Linked DNA regions of Homo sapiens: region 1 is linked to region 2. The links are chromatin contacts, found by Hi-C in ENCODE. All regions are on one chromosome and are shown on one strand. The core of a region is the stretch at or near the end of the contact, and the rest is flanking DNA. Distances in the headings are between cores, read along the strand shown. Region 1 holds the start of CRY1 (cryptochrome circadian regulator 1). Region 2 holds the start of BLTP3B (bridge-like lipid transfer protein family member 3B).

The links. Hi-C counts contacts between places; a loop is a spot of excess contacts on that map. Pooled maps may share reads with other maps.
Region 1: a pooled map shows a loop between it and region 2 (24-fold over the local background). The contact joins the promoter of CRY1 here to the promoter of BLTP3B in region 2. A Hi-C loop is called at or near these places in 8 of 50 pooled maps.

Annotation. Positions count from the first base shown.
Region 1 is chr12:107,090,263-107,095,685 of GRCh38, forward strand. It overlaps CRY1 (cryptochrome circadian regulator 1), which reads right to left and starts at 3,287. Exons shown (of 13, transcript NM_004075.5): 1 at 2,542-3,287. The coding sequence starts at 2,699. RefSeq lists silencers at 3,119-3,348, 3,679-3,758 and an enhancer at 3,429-3,578.
Region 2 is chr12:100,140,351-100,145,160 of GRCh38, forward strand. BLTP3B (bridge-like lipid transfer protein family member 3B) reads right to left here and starts at 2,524. Exons shown (of 21, transcript NM_015054.2): 1 at 2,242-2,524. The coding sequence starts at 2,285. It overlaps BLTP3B-DT (BLTP3B divergent transcript), which reads left to right and starts at 2,705. Exons shown (of 2, transcript NR_186018.1): 1 at 2,705-2,993; 2 at 4,190-4,321. RefSeq lists silencers at 1,939-2,188, 2,509-2,688 and an enhancer at 2,069-2,832.

The DNA.
Region 1 (5,423 bases), core at 2,037-4,536, 7.0 Mb after region 2:
TGTGTTTTTTACTAGAGACGGGGTTTTGCCATATTGGCCAGGCTGGTCTCAAACTCCGGGCCTCAAGTGATCTGCCTGCCTCAGCCTCCCAAAGTGCTGGGATTACATGCCTGACCAAAATACTTTCTTTACTTGGCTTCTAAGACACCATACTCTTCTGGGTTTTCTTCTTACATTACTAGTGGCTCCTTCGCAGTCTCATATGCTGGTTCTTTCACAGCTCCACAATTTATAAACATTAAGAGTATTCAAGGTTCAGCCCTTGCACCATTTGCATCTCTTGTCTATCTCATTTTATTAATGCTGTCAGTCTCACGGCTCCACTAGAATGTAGCTCCAACAGGGTGAGAATTGGGGGCTGTTTTGTTTATACTGGATCTCTAGCACCTAAAACAGTGCCTGGCATATAGTAGGTGCTTGACAAATATTTGTTCAATAAATGGTTGGATGAATAAATGGCTTTATATATTATCTATAAACTAATGAATTCTCCAATTTATACTTCCTGCCTGGATCTCTGTCTTGAGCTCCAGATACATCCAACTGCCTATTTGCTATCTCCATTTGAATGTGTAAAATACATCTCAAACTTAATGACTTAATGAAAGAGAACTCCAATCACCCTCCCAATGGCTTCTCCAGCTGGCTTCACTTTCTTAGCAAAGTGTAGCCCCATCCTTCCAGTTTCTCAAGCCAAAAATTTTCTCAAACAGTAACTAAACTGCTACTATATAAAAAGCACTGAATTTTGGTGCTTTTTATATAGCACCAAACTATAAGTCCTTTTTTTTTTTTCTTGCGACAGAGTACTCTGTCACTCAGGCTGGAGTGCAGTGGCACGATCTCAGCTCACTGCAACCTCCGTCTCCTAGGTTCATGCGATTCTCGTGCCTCAGCCTCCTGAGTGGCTGAGATAACAGGCATGCGCCACCATGCTCACCTAATTTTTATATTTTCAGTATTAATAGAGACAGGGTTTTGCCACGATGGCCAGGCTGGTCTCGAACTCCTGGCCTCAGCCTCCCAAAGTGCTGGGATTACAGGGATGAGCCACCGCGCCCAGCCTAACTCCTTTTCTTTCTCTCTCACTACATATCCAATCTGCCAACAAATACCCTGTATTTTGCCTTCAGAATATAACCAGCATCTGTTTATTTCTCACCACGTCCACGATTATTACTATGATTCAAGCCGTTATCATCTCTCACCTGGATGAATGCCAACAGCTTCTTAATTGGACTTCCTGCTTCTTGTCCACCTCCACTCCCCAATTCAGAACCACAAGCAGAAAAATTCTTTTCCAAACTTATGTCAGATCACATTACTTCTCTGCTCATAATCCTGCAGTTATTCCCATTTCACTAAGTAAAAACCCAAATCTTGAAAACTGCTTATAAGGCTCTCTTCAATCTGGCCCTAAGTCAACTCTGACCTCATCGTCTACTATTTTTCCCTCACTTATTCTGCTCCAGACATACTGGATTCTTCTGCTGTTCCTTCCAAAGGTCAAGCATATTTCTGCCTTTTCCCTTACTCTTCCCTTTGCCTGGAATGGTCTTCCCTTAGATATCTGCATCCCACCACCTCCTTCAGGTCTGCTCAAGTGTCACCTTCTCTGTGACTTTTCCCCCGATCATACTTAAAATTGCAACCCCATCCCTACCCTTGTATTCTTTATCCCTTTACTCTGCTCTATTTTTTTCCACAATACTTATCACCACCTAAAATACTACATATTTTACTTTCTGCTTGAAGACATGACTTTCTGTCTTTCACTCACTGCTATATCCCTAGCATTTAAATCAGTGCCTGGCACATGCTAAGTGATCAAGAGTCTATCTGTTGAGCTATGCTTTTATTTCCACCAGGGGGCCTAACAATCATGTAGCCTGGTGTTTCAGGAAAAGATCATAAAGCATCTCTAAGATTTCTTTCAGTGCTCTGATCCCTAGAAGGACTACAACTTGCCTAGAAAGAAAAACTGTGCTTTGTCTCGGCAACCACAAGGAGGAGTTGAGAAAAAGAACCGAGCAGAGAAACCAGATAATGCTGTTTCCCTTGCTTTTCCCACAGTAACCTCAAGGTGGAAGAACACTGGATCTGGAGCCTGCTGTACTGAATGAATGATTTTTCTCCATACTATGAGTTACCTAGACACAAACGTAAACAGGAAACATCACAATCCTTCCGAATGCCACAAAAAGGCCAAGGGAATCCATATACAATGGCCACTAAGGACAGGAAAGGTGTTTCTTTAACTCCAGCACTAAGAATTCTCCACAAATTCAGGGGAGGAGCTCCAGTTAGCACAGAAAGACACATAACTCACTGATGAAGACCGAGTGTTTCAGGTCGTCAGTACTCTTTGGCCAGAGAAGTATTAAGTCAATTCTATTTAATACTTAGGGCACCTAAAATTCGTAAGCGGTATAAGCAAGACAGTCCCACGTCTAAATTCACAGATTTGGCGGATCGCATGGAATTCATTAACATCAGACTCATTAAACACCCAAATCCATTTCCCACGGGCTTGTGACTCACCGCCACCTGTTGATGCCCACATTGGAGGAGCCGGCGAACCAGGGGTCCAGGATGTAGACGCAGCGGATGGTGTCGGCGCCCTGAATGCACTCCTTCAGGGCGGGGTTGTCGTGGAGCCGGAGCCCCTTTCGGAACCAGTGCACGGCGTTCACCCCCATGCCGGGGGGCGCGGCGGGTCCTCCACGGAGAAATTCAAGGAAGGAGGCTCCGGCTCATAGCCGACACCTTCGCTTCCAAGAGAATTGCCTCACCCGGGGCGTGAGGAAAGGGCGGCAGAGGGGGAACAGGAAAAAATGACTCCGAGGAGGGGACCGGAGAAGGCGGGGGCGCCGGAGGCGCAGTGGAAAGATGAATGGAGGTTGCCTAGTCGGCGGAGTCCGGGTGTGACGCCCTTTAGGAGCCCGCGCCCGCCGCAACCGCCTGGAGGCGACGCATAACTTCGAGGGCCTCGGACCTCCGGAGCCTGAGCAAGTTCCAGGAGCTCGAGCCGCCACGACGGCCCGAGCCGGCACGGACGGCCCCAGGAGATTCGTCACGGAAACCTCGCCCCACCAAGGCGGCCCCTAAAGACAAAACGGCCCGCCCGAGGTGAGTCACCGAGGAGAACCGGAGGGGAATGAGCCCCTGTCGGCGACGCTGTCTCTCGGCCCGGGAGAAAGGACCGGGAACGGAGGCTAGAGGCGGTGGTCGAGGCCGCTGGACGGTTGCCGGCCGGTGACCGGTCCCGAGGCTGCCCGGGTGACTCTGCCGCCGCCGCCGCGTCAGCGGCCTCGGCCCCGCCCCCGGCTCCTCATTGGAGGGCGCGCTCCCCTCGTGACCACCGGCACCTCACGTTTCTGAAGTGTGTTTACTACACTGGCTCGGAGGGGTAATCTGCTCGCGCTTCGGTCGCTTTTGGAGGAGCGGCAGCCGCTTGATCCCAAACTTGTTGACCCTCGTCCACACGCTGAACTCACTGCCTCTGCCCCTTTCCTGTGCCGACTGGTGGCCGTCCCTTGGAAGCAAATCGCGTTGACCACAGGCCCCTTGTGAGGGAAGGCTTAGCCCCGCCCCCAAGGGCCATGAGCGGCCACCATTGGCCGAGGCTCGCTGAGACCCGGATGAGCACGGGGATGCGGGGAGCTTGCGGGCGCGCGCGCTGCTCCGTTAGGCGCGCGTGCGCTCTCGCTGCGTTCCAGAGGGTAAGGGGGCGGGGCCGGCGGGCAGGAGCGCGCTCGGCGATTCCTCCCGTGGGATTTGGGGAGGGCCTGGAAATTGTCCGGTTTCCTTCAGGAGCCAGTGGTGGAGTCGGGCGGAGAGTGAGGGGAGGATGGAGTGGAAGGAGGAGAGTGGGAGGCTCCACGTACATTTCAAGTCCAAACCATGTGCTTCAATCCTGCTTTGGCCAGAGAACCCTACTTTGGAGATTGTGGAGCTGTGCCCCTCCACTCTCCTGGCCCTTGGGTGCCTCCTCCCCCTTGTACATACTCTGGGGAAAAGGGTAATTGGCAGGACGGATGCCAGGCATTCCTGGACTTCCTGGAATTTTTTTAATACTAGCGATATATATCATCAACCTTTCACCCCTCGTCTCTTACATTTAATGTAGTTTACCGGTCTCTTTGAAACTGGACGTTTGTCTACTTTTCCAGCGACAGTGAACTGCAGGCCATGGCATCCCTTAGATATATGATGCCCTTAAATTCATTCAATGATTACTTTTTGAATGAACTAGGCACTGTTCAAAGCACTAGAGATACAGGAGATACTTAATAAAACAGACTAAAACCCCACCCCTCCTGGGGTTTACAATTTGTCTCTTAACCTTTGCTGTTTTTTCCTCTATAAAATACTCTTCTTTGGAATCCAGTACTCAATATTACCACCTTTGAGCTACCTAGGATATTTCTACGCATCCCTTTAGACTCAGATGAAATAATAACTAATTTCTGAAAGTATTCCTGATCCCTAGGGCAAATTTAGGACCTCCCTGGGTTCTCCAAGTATGTTTCTGTTACATCACTTTTCACACTACCGTGAAAATTAGTTGAAAAGTGCCCATTCCTAGCAATACCAACTCAGTAATAGTACTTATTATCATAATAATGTGCCTCTGATTCCCTCTGAAGTGTGATTTCTCAAGGACTGGGTCTGTATTCAGTTTTCTTTTGTTTTTATTTTTTGCATCAACACCAGAACAGAGCCTGACATAGGCAAATGCTTATTTAATGAATGAATGAGTGAGTGAGTGAGTGCTGTTGGCCACCAGTGTGTTTGGCAAAGTTAAAAGAAAGAAGGAGATGGCAATTCTTATTGGTTGAATTGTGTGTCCCCAAAATCATATAACTCTCAATGACTATAAATGTGGCCTTATTTGGAAATAAGGTCTTTGTACATGCTCAAGTTAAGATGAGGTCATTAGGGTGCACCCTAATCCAGTGTGATTGGTGGCCTCATATAGTGGAGAAATTTAGACACAGAAATACATATACATACAGGGAAAATACCATGTAAAGATTGGAACTGTGCTGCCACAAGCCAAGGAACTACTGGAAGCTAGGAGAAAGACCTGGAACAGATCCTTTCTTAGCACCTTCACAGGACTGTCGCACTGCTGACACCTTGATTTTGAACTTCTGGCCTCTAGAACTGCGAGACAGTTAGTTCCTATTGTTCTAAGCCTCCCAATTTGTGGTGCTTTTTTACAGCAGCCCTAGCAAACTAGTGCAGCAATAAAGTAAATTCAATACTCTAGAGAGCCAATCTGTCTGAATAGTCTTCCCTACTTCTGCTTCTGTTGCCACAAGAAGTATATATCAGCCTTTCTTTGGTTCTGTAAGAATACTTTTAAAATTATATATATGAATGATATGGTTTGGCTGTGTCCCCACACAAATCTCATC
Region 2 (4,810 bases), core at 1,274-3,773:
AAAAAAAAATCCTCATCACACTATTTATCACACAGCTATTACAAATCATACAGATTTAGAAACTAACCCTAAGGGCCAGGCACGGTGGCTCACACCTGTAATCCCAGCACTTTGGGAGGCCAAGGCAGGCGGATCACCTGAGGTTGGGAGTTTGAGACCAGCCTAACCACCATGGAAAAACCCTGTCTCTACTAAAAATACAAAATTAGCCAGGCGTGGTGGCGCATGCCTGTAATCCCAGCTACTCGGGAGGCTGAGGCAGGAGAACTGATTGAAGCCAGGAGGCAGAGGCTGCCGTGAGCCGAGATCATGCCATTGCACTCCAGTCTGGGAAACAGAGTGAGACTCTGTCTCAAAAAAAAAAAAAAAAAAAAAAAAAATATATATATATATATATATATATAAAATAAAATAAAAACTAGCCCTAAAGACTCAATTTTCAATATATGGGTGTTTTCTATCTCATGCAGTAAGCCATTACATCTTTGTTCTTAATTTTTTTTATTATACTTTGGTATGCATGCTCTTAATTTTTAAGAGCCCCTCTCAAATGGAGTTCTATAAAAGAATTAAACTCTAATGCACTATCTGTTGATTGAATTAACTTTTCTTCCAAGCATCTAGAGTGGTACTAGCTATGCAGCATCATCCTTGGACGAGTGAGAAAGTAGGCATTCAAATCATTTTCTGCAGATCTGTATTTTCTTGTGGAGCTGGGTATGAGAAAGGCGGGAGGACATAAATTAAAAATAGATAAAACCTTCCAAAATAAGATAGTTCAAGATTGGGCCATATATATAATTTTAAAAGAAACTTTTCAATGAGTGATAACATTAAGAAATACATATTCATGCAGGGCGTGGGGGCTCACACCTGTAATCCCAGCACTCTGGGAGGCCGAGGACCGCGGATCACCTGAGGTTGGGAGTTCAAGACCAGCCTGGCCTGGTGAAACCCAGTCTCTACTAAAAAAATACTACATATATACACATATATATGTGTAGTGTATACACATATATATGTAGTACACATATATATGTATGTGTATATATGTGTATATATGTATATGTATATATGTACATATGTATATATATGTACACACACACACACACGCTGCTATACTTTGCTACTTTTAAGAAAAGTGCTATATCTTATTCAGTATTATAAGTGAGGAAAATATTTGCTGAATCACAGAAGTAGAATTCTGTTCCCAATATATAACCTGTGGTATAAGACAATCTGGGGAATCAAGAATTATGTTTACTATACAAGTCTATAATCATACCCGTGTCTTCCCAAAATTAGTTAAAATTAACTTACAAATCGAACAGAAAGGGATCCTAACCAAGGGCTTTGAGTTCGCTGGTAACAACTTGGAACAAGAGCCTACATTTAGCCTGTGTCTTGAGACAAACACGGAGAAGCCAAGAGCAGTAACAAACTGCCAGCCTTACTGAGTCATGTTTCTGACTAAAACCGCGTTATGAAATGGAGAGAATGACATGTCTTGGGTTTAATCACCACAGATGTTAACTCCCTGAATTTTAGAGTTGCAGAGGAAAAAGAGCAAAAACCAAAAAAAAAAAATGTTCAGTAATAATGATGTGGGTCTCATAGGACTCCAGAAAGAACCTGCCAAAGCTGCGAACTCTGCTTATTTACCTAAAACAAATCCTAACTGTGCAAACAGGCACACCCTCTGATGCCACAGAGCGGGAACGCCAAGGTGGGAGGAATTCAGAACAATCACAAGGTTAACGTTCCACTGAGAACACAGCCTCCACTGAGCGTCCACACTGCGCCAGAAGCCCTCGGTTAACGGAACCGCTCTGCTCCAAGGGGAAGGAGCACCGAACTCGAGTTAGAGCCCAGCACATTAACCAGGCACTTGGGTGACGCCAGGCCACCTCCAGCCTCCGCTCAGTACCGCACAGAGCCGAGCCGGGACGCCCCCAGACGCCGCGCCGGGAGCGATCCCAGCCCGCCGCGCTCCGCACTCCGGGCTCCTCCGCGCGCCCACCCTGGGAGAAGACGCGTCAGGGGCCGATTCGTGAGGCCAGCCCCCGGCGCCGCCGGCGACAAGAGATCCGGGGCCGCGACCTCTGCCCCGGCCAGAGCGGGGAAGTCCGAAGGTCGCCTCCCGCACAGCCGCCAGGCGCCGCCGCCCCCGAAGCCGCAGGCTGACTCCAGTGCGGGCTGGGGTGGAGGCCGACTGGCGCCGACACCGAGGCGCTCACTGACCTGGAGAGGTGCTTCAAGATTTGTTTCTTGATGATCCCGGCCATGGTACCGAGGCTGGAGACGCCGCGGTCTCGTCCTGTTGCTCACTGCCTCCTCTCTTCGTGGCCGTCTCCTCTCTGTCCCGGCTAGCCCGGCCGGCGGAGAGGCGCTGATCGCTCACGACCGGGAGAGACCCAAGGCCCCGGCCAAGGCCACAGCCGCCGCCGAGAACCCGGAGCATCACGCTCAGGCCGCCACGGCCGCCGCGGGCGCCATCTTGGCTGCAGCATCACCTAAGAGACTCGGTGGAGGGCGGGGGCGGGGCGGCTCCAGGCGGGGCCGGCACGAGGCGGGGCGGGGCCAACGCCGGCTCTGGGCGGGCTCTGGGCGGGCTCTGGCTGGGCTCTGGCTGGGCTCTGGGCGGGGGCGGGAGGTTTGTGGCATTGGCGCCAGGGTTCTTAGCCCTCGCGACACAGGGCCCTTGACTCTCAATACACCATCCTTCTTGGCCTTAATCCTCCCTCCTTCCCTCTGCTGGTGTTCCCGCCTCCATCGCTGACCCGTCGCTGATTTTTACTTCCACGTCCTACTTCCCTTATTCATTTCCTCAGAATGTTTTTTATTTTTTTGCTTGTTTGTTTTTTTTTTTGAGACAAGTCTTGCTCTGTCACACAGGCTGGAGTCCAGTGGTACGATCTCGGCTCATTGCAACCTCCACCTCCAGGGTTCAAGCGATTCTCCTGCTTCAGCCTCCTGAGTAGCTGGGATTACAGGTGCGCACCACCACGGCCGGCTAATTTTTGTATTATTAGAGACGAGGTTTCACCATATTGGCCAGTAGGTCTCGAACTTCTCACCTCGTGATCCACCCTCCTAGCCTCCCAAAGTGCTGACATTACAGGCGTGAGCCACTGCACCCGGCCTCCTTAGAATGTTTTAAGAATCGGCCATTAACTCCTGTGCTTGCTTTGCTCTCTTGACCTACTCACCTTTCTTCATATTCTTCCTTAGGTTTTTGTTTTTGGTGTTTTTTTTTTTTCTTTTGTTAAGGTGTCCTGCCTTTCCCTTACCTAAATGTGGCAATTTAATGTTTCCTTTGGTTATTGCTATTCTAAGGGAAGTAAAGGTTGACAATGGTTCCTAGTAGTCTAGGACCTAGGAATTAGAAGGTGTATAATTCAAGTCCTGGCTCTGGTATTTTCTAGCTGTGTTATCCTGGGGAAAATAATTTCTTTACTATTAGTTTCATTTTAATCATCTGTGAAATAGATTAATCATCAGCCTTACCCACTTCACTAGGTTGAACCTAAAGGTGTAAATATCATATGAAAAGTTCTGTAAGGAAGGAAGGAAATTGTTGAACTAGGGAAAACTGTTACAATTCTACACCTCCACCCCACCCAATCCCAAACAGAGCTAACATTTTCAGAGATTAAAATGACGACTTCTGTCATCCCAGCACTTTGGGAGGCCGAGGCAGGCAGATCACTTGAGGTCAGGAGTTCAAGACCAGCCTGACCAACATGGTGAAACTCTGTGTCTACAAAAAAAAAATACAAAAATTAGCTGGGCATAGTGGCGGGCGCCTGTAATCCCAGCTACTCAGGAGGCTGAGGCAGGAGAATTGCTTGAACCCGGGAGGCAAATGTTGCAGTGAGCTGAGATCAAGCCACTGCACTCCAGCCTGGGCGACAGAGCAAGACTGTCTCAAAAAAAAAAAAAATTACTCAGTGTTAAGTCAAGTTTAGCCTAACACTGCCTCCTTACGTAATTGAGTTCAGCCTAAAGGTTTTTCTGTACATCATGAACTTATGAAAATAAGCAGAGGTATAAACCGACCATAGCCCACACCTGTGCCAATCACTGAGTTTTGGCCAGATGTAGCCAACTGTTCAGACTGTGTTCAAATAAGGCAAACACTGAGCTGTAAGCAATCCAGTTGTTTCTGTACCTCACTTCCATTTTCTAGACCTCACTTTCCTTTTGCTGGCCAGAAATCTGCTCCCAGCATGTGGCTGTGCTGGAGTCTCTCTGAATCTGCTGTGATTATGGGGGCTGCCAGACTCAGGAATCGTTCATTGTTAAACTCCTTTAAATTTAATTTGGCTGAAGTTTTTCTTTTAACACTAGTGATATCTAAAACAGGAAAAGAAATTGTACCACCCCTGAGGGATGTATTAGCAAGATGTGTGGTTGTACATCTTGGGAGTTGGGTGGGAAGTAGTTTACACATAGTCCAATAAGCTGGCCCTTTTTGAAGAATGGAAAGGATAGACGTGTAAGTTGACTACACTCAACATTTCATTTTATTTTTATTTTATTTTTGAGACAGTCTTACTCCATCGCTCAGGCTGGAATGCAGCAGCACGATCTTGGCTCGCTGCGACCTCCGCCTCCCAGGTTCAATCAGTTCTCCTGCCTCAGCCTCCCAAGTAGCTGGGATTACCAGGCTAATTTTTGTATTTTTAGTAGAGACGGAGTTTCACCATGTTGGCCAGGCTGGTCTCGAACTCCTGACCTCACGTGATCCGCCCGCCTCAGCCTTCCAAAGTGTTGGGATTACAGGCATCAGCCACCACACCCAGCTGAC